Regions from separate parts of the Homo sapiens genome. Here region 2 is linked to region 1. A link is an interaction called in ENCODE POLR2A ChIA-PET data of the cell type or tissue named here. Cell type or tissue: HepG2. All regions are shown on one strand. Each heading gives the region's core, and the rest is flanking DNA. Links, peaks and the distances in the headings are about the cores only.

Region 1 (2,916 bases), core at 294-2,793:
ACCTCTGTGAAGCCTCTCCTGGTTTTTTCTTTGCTCCCTTAATCTGCATGCTCGACGCGTACATGCCTCTATACCTAAATAAATAGAAAGCATGCTGTGGTAATAGTGACTTTTTTTTGTGTGTGTGACGGAGTCTCGCTCTGTCGCCCAGGCTGGAGTGCAGTGGCGCGATCTTGGCTCACTGCAAGCTCCACCTCCCGGCTGGGTTCACACTATTCTCCTGCCTCAGCCTCCTGACTGGCTGGGACAACAGGGGCCGCCACAACACCCGGATAATTTTTTTGTATTTTTAGTAGAGATGGGGTTTTACCCTGTTAGCCAGGATGGTCTTGATCTCCTGACCTCGTGATCCTCCTGCCCCAGCCTCCCGAAGTGTTGTGATTATAGGCAAGAGCCACTGCACCCGGCCATAGGGACTCTTGCTTGCACATTTCAGTGTGTTGTCAGATGCTTGGATTGAGGTTCGAAGCTAAGTTGTTAGACTTAATAATAGACTTTGGGACGTTTAGGAGAGTTGTGGTAATATAAACTAAAGGAATAAATTGGATGATGATGAGGTAGTGGAGGAAGAAAATGTTGCCTGTTTTTTGGCCCAAGTTGAAAGAAAATGCAAGAGGCTGAATCAGTAGTCTGAAGAGAGAAGCAAGCTTAAGGATGAACATTAAAGACCAAGATCAAGCAGCCAATAGAAACAGACATTAAGAAAGGGCAAGAGGAAAGGAAAACAGGGAGGGGAAAGGAAGAGGGAAGAGGCATGCTCTACACATCTATACAGATTAGAAACTACAGGGTGACCATAACGCCTGGAAATAGGGGCAAATGGTGGAGTGTGGTTCAGTCAGTTAGTCCTGTGGTTCTGTGAGTAAGACAGTTTTTTTTTGGAGACAGGATCTCACTTTGGCACCCAGGCTGGAGTGCAGTGGCATGATCTTGGCTCATTGCAGCCTTGACCACCTGAGCTCAAGCAATCCTCCCACCTCATCCCTGCCAAGTAGCTAGAACTACAGGCACACACCACCATGCCTGGCTAATTTTTTTGTAGAGACAGGGTTTCACTGTGTTGCCCAGGCTGGTCTCCAACTCCTGAGCTCAAGTGCGCCTCCTGCCTCAGCCTCCCAAAATGCTAGGATTACAGGCATAAGCCACCGAGCCCAGCCTAGTAAGGCAGTTTAATGCTATGTGCAAAAATCGTAACATGGTGCAGTTAACGCATTCCAATCAACCCCTGAACACGTACCTGTGATTCATCTCTTAATGTTCACTGACCAAACCTGTAACTTCAGCATACCCATGAGACAAACTGTTTTAAAATTTTGCTTTCAGGATTTCCAGTAGCAAGTGATATATAAAGATATTAGGTAGGTATTTAACAGTTATCACATCCAGGCCTGGCACGGTGGCTCACGCCTGTAATCCCAGCACTTTGGGAGGCCGAGGCGGGCGGATCACAAGGTCAGGAGATCGAGACCATCCTGGCTAACATCATCTCTACTAAAAATACAAAAATTAGCCGGGCGTGGTGGCGGGCACCTGTAGTCCCAGCTATTTGGGAGGCTGAGGCAGGAGAATGGCGTGATCCCAGGAGGCAGAGCTTGCAGTGAGCCGAGATCCGCCATTACACTCCGGCCTGGGCGACAGAGGGAGACTCCATCCCAAAAAACAACAACAACAACAAAAAAAAAAGTTGTCACATCCAAATTTTGAATTCAGGGACTTTATTTTCTTTGAACCCCCACAGCCAGCTTGTTTGGAGGCATCGGAATGCAGAACTGTTGCAGTTCAGTTGAAAGCAATGCCATCTAGTGGTGTGTGTACAGCAGGTCAAATGTTAAGCGTAGATTTTCTAGTAGAAAGTAAATTATCTTTAGGTCTTGCTAAAAAACATTATGTTTCAAGTTTGCCTCTTTTAACTGCTAAAAAGGGCAGCTACTAAAAACTAGGACTCAAAAACCTATTTTTAGTTCTTCCATCAAAATCTTACAAATAGAAGAGCTTCAGTATGCAAAGTATTTCTTGCAGTTAAATTTGTACATTACAAAATGTCTCTGGACGGATTCACAAGAAACTGATAATGTTGGTGGCTGCCTTTGGGGAGAGGACTGAGGAGCAGGATTTTTCACTGTATAGCTATAGAATTTTTATGTGTATGACCGTATTAAATTGTTTAAATACATGTTACTGAAATTTTTCTTACATAGGTCATGAATGAAAAACTTCAGCACTGCATGGAACTAACAGATCTAATGCGGAATCACCTGAATGAGAAGAGGGCACTCCGCTTGGAGTGGATGATTGTCATCCTCATTACCATAGAGGTAAGATGGAAATGCTCTGTACTATGATCAGTTACCATCTTTTCACAAATACAGGGGCTATGCTAATAAGATAGTTTGAGATAGAAAATTATTAGCAGAAAAGAGGCTGACTTTGTTATCATTACTAACTCTATTTGGAAGTTTCAAATTACTATTTGCAAATGCATTAAAAGTAATTCTTGAAAAGGTTCCACTTTTTAAAATTTGAGAGTAGACCTCAAGGTTCTGCTTTTAAAGACAGCATTTGGAAAAAGTTCTAGCTGTAAATTTATAATGTACAGCTCAACATCAAATCAAGCACCCGTACCTCCAATTCATAGGTTGCCACGTGAGAAAGGGCAAACATTTACCTTACTTCAGGAGCATTTCTCATTAATCACAATCTTGGAAGTCATTTTAGTTTGTACCCATAATTTGCCCGTCATGAAATAATTCTCACTTTCTATTCTAAGGTAATGTTTGAGCTGGGACGAGTATTTTTCTGATCAAGTGATAACCAAAGTGTCACTGCAAGAGATATTCAAGTTCTACAATCAAAAATTAAATGTTCGGCCCGGCGCGGTGCCTCATGCCTGTAATCCCAGCACTTTCGGAGGCCAAG
Region 2 (2,916 bases), core at 311-2,810, 200 kb after region 1:
AATGGGAGAAACCGAGGGACTGTTGATATAAAGCTGCACATGAAAACAAGAGGTACCATTATCTCATGAACAGCTTCCAACTGTGCAGAGTCCAGGCATTCTCACCTGATCCTCCAGAAACACTACCCCTGGTCTGCAGGCTGATTTGCTGCTGACACAGAGAGGCACCCAGCAGAAGCAAGGACTCACGTCTACAGAGAACACTTAATCACATTGTCGGGGCTAGCTGGGCTCCTTGGGAAATGGAGGGTGCAGTGGGCGCCAGGGCAGGGGAAAAGCTTATCGAGAACAAGAGCAGGATGCAGGGAACGAGCAGAAAATAAACCTGAACTCTGTCTCGATTACAATTAAGTGTTTGCCACCGGAAAGCAATTTAAACAGACAGCAGCCACCTCAGCTGCTAGTGCCTGTGGGCTCGTATGACCAATCCCGGCCGTGTAGCTATTCTTAGTCACAGTTTCTCCCGACTCAATCTGCAGTAGAAGTGAAGAGACTCTTCTACCTGTAATACAGAGCTGTCCTTCCTCCCTTTATCCTTGATTTTTACCCTTTGTTCTGCAGTCTCTGTTAGTGTGTGTTCTGGACATAATAAAATATGGCTAGTTAATTCAAGCAAAAGCTTGCAGTGACTTGGCAAAGCATTATCAAGATGAATGGGAGGACAGGCAGAGGATAAAATGAGGTTGAAACTGGCTTGCCTTGTATTCAAAAATCCTAACTCCTCTTTTTACTGATTATCTTAGCTATGCATTTTTTTGTAAAGCCTCTTGAATTCAAACTGGATAAAGCTTTCTTTCTTTCAAATGTGCTTAATAACTAGGACCTGCATCTGACATTCACTGTGTCATTGCAGTGACTATAAATGCTTCCTTTAAGTCTGTGTAATTTCTAAATCAAATGTTCAGAAACCAACAGAAATGTTTATTCTTGGATAAATTAACTATGATTCAACAACTTTGTGCTCTAATTTATGGAAGAGATTCTCTCTCCATCAGTGACTTTGGCTGGGTTGTGTTAGAGATGAGCAATGCGCATCAGTGAGGCTTGCCTGGATCTTCCTTGTCAGGTTGGGTATGTCTCATAAAATTAGTTGAAAGGGCTGGGCATGGTGGCCCATGCCTGTAATCCCAGCACTTTGGGAGGCCCAGGTGGGTGGATCACTTGAGGTCAGGAGTTTGAGACCAGCCTAGACAACATGGCAAAACCCTGTCTCTACAAAAAATACAAAAATTAGCGGGGCATGGTGACATGCGTCTATAGTCCCAGCTACTGGGAAGGCTGAGGCAGGAGAATGACTTGAACCCAGAGGCGGAGGTTGCAGTGAGCCGGGATCACGCCACTGCACTCCAGTCTGGGTGACAGAGCAAGACTTTGTCTCAAAACAAAAAACAAACAAAAAAAGATTAATTGAAACGTAAAGAGAGAAATTGCAAGTGACAGGAGCACCTGAGTCACAGGGGTGGCACATATACAATGGGTGTGGACTTTGTGAAGGGAAGGATGAGAGTGTGTCATACTGTGGCCAAGATCACAGCCTTTACTGCCAGACAGATCCGACTCTACTGCTGTGTGACCTTGGATGGATTGCTTAATGTCTCTACACTTTCATTTCTGTTTTATCATGTGTGAAGTGGGGATATAAAAGACAATCTAGGCCGGGCGCGGTGGCTCATGCCTGTAATCCCAGCACTTTGGAAGTCTGAGGCAGATGGGTCAGGAGTTCAGGAGTTCGAGACCAGCCTGGCCAATATGACAAAACCCCGTCTCTACTAAAAATACAAAAAAATTAGCCAGGCATGGTGGCAGGCGTCTGTGGTTCCAGCTACTTGAAAGGCTGAGGCAGGAGGATTGCTTGAACCTGGGAGGTGGAGGTTGCAGGGAGCCGAGATCACACCACTGCACTCCAGCCTGGGTGACAGAGCGAGGCTCCATCTCAAAAAAAAAAAAAAAAGCCAATGTACAAAAGATTGTTGAAAGGATTCCATGAGATAAAAGATGCAAGGCATTAAGCCCAGGAGAGAAACATTAGCTGTTGCCATTTTTTTTCTTTTCCTTCAAGAGTATGCTAATTTATTTTGTTACTGTTCTAATCCTAGCTCTACCTTATGACTGTGGAAGCTTGGGCAGGACTGCTGAAACCTGGTTCTTCCTTTCTAAAATGGGGCTGTTAACATCTTCTTGATGGGATTACTGTGAGAATGAACAGACAGAATGATGTGTGTGAAGAATGCCTGACACAGACAGTGCCTGGCAGAGTGCATGCAGTCAATCAATTTCAGGGCCCCCTTCTCACTCCTGACCCCTTCATGGAGAGACCACAGGCCGAAATCATAGACGCTCTGGATGTGAGGTACTATGATGAAAGCCAAAAATCAGGGCATGGTGGCTCACGCCTGTAATCCCAACACTTTGAGAGACCAAGGCGAGCAGATCATCTGAGGTCAGGAGTTCAAGACCAGCCTGCCCAACATGGCAAAACCCCACCTCTACTAAAAAAAATACAAAAAATTAGCCAGGCGTGGTGGCAGGCACCTGTAATCCCAGCTACTTGGGCGGCTGAGGCAGGAGAATCACTTGAACCTGGGAGGCAGAGGTTGCAATGAGCTGAGATCGCACCACTGCCCTCCAGCCTGGGCCACAAGAGTGAAACTCCAAAAAAAAAAAAAAAAAGCCAAAAAACAAAAAACAACTCCCCCGATGATTCTGATGTGAATGAAATCAGGGTAAGACCCTACATTGTCTAGAGGTTTGATGGTAGATCCTGGGACAGTGAAACTTATCTACTTCTATTTTTCTTCTTTTGAAACAAGGTCTCGCTATGTTGCCCAGGCTGGACTCAAACTCCTGGGCTCAAGCGATCCTCCGAATTCAGCCTCCAGAATAGCTGGAATTAGAGGTGTAAGCCACCACACCCAG

What was found. Peaks named below come from ENCODE experiments on the same cell type or tissue, not always from the same donor. Only the 100,000 strongest peaks of a DNase experiment are listed, where the experiment ranks them.
Region 2: POLR2A ChIA-PET joins it to region 1 with 8 read pairs; 3 of 35 experiments call an interaction of 5 or more read pairs at or near these places.

The regions. Positions count from the first base shown.
Region 1 is chr6:151,405,119-151,408,034 of GRCh38, reverse strand. It overlaps RMND1 (required for meiotic nuclear division 1 homolog), which reads left to right. Exons shown (of 12, transcript NM_017909.4): 11 at 2,199-2,315; 12 at 2,768-2,916. The coding sequence ends at 2,800. Among named protein-coding and RNA genes, the nearest start is that of ZBTB2, 15 kb to the right of the region's middle. In HepG2, for the core only: a CTCF peak has its summit at 1,792 (motif pointing left); a DNase peak (open chromatin) is centred at 1,774.
Region 2 is chr6:151,207,019-151,209,934 of GRCh38, reverse strand. The region is part of intron 1 of LOC102723831 (a long non-coding RNA gene); the gene reads left to right. Among named protein-coding and RNA genes, the nearest start is that of AKAP12, 31 kb to the left of the region's middle. RefSeq lists an enhancer at 1,360-1,859. In HepG2, for the core only: no CTCF peak of the experiment used is centred there; a DNase peak (open chromatin) is centred at 1,524; H3K4me3 peaks cover 707 bases.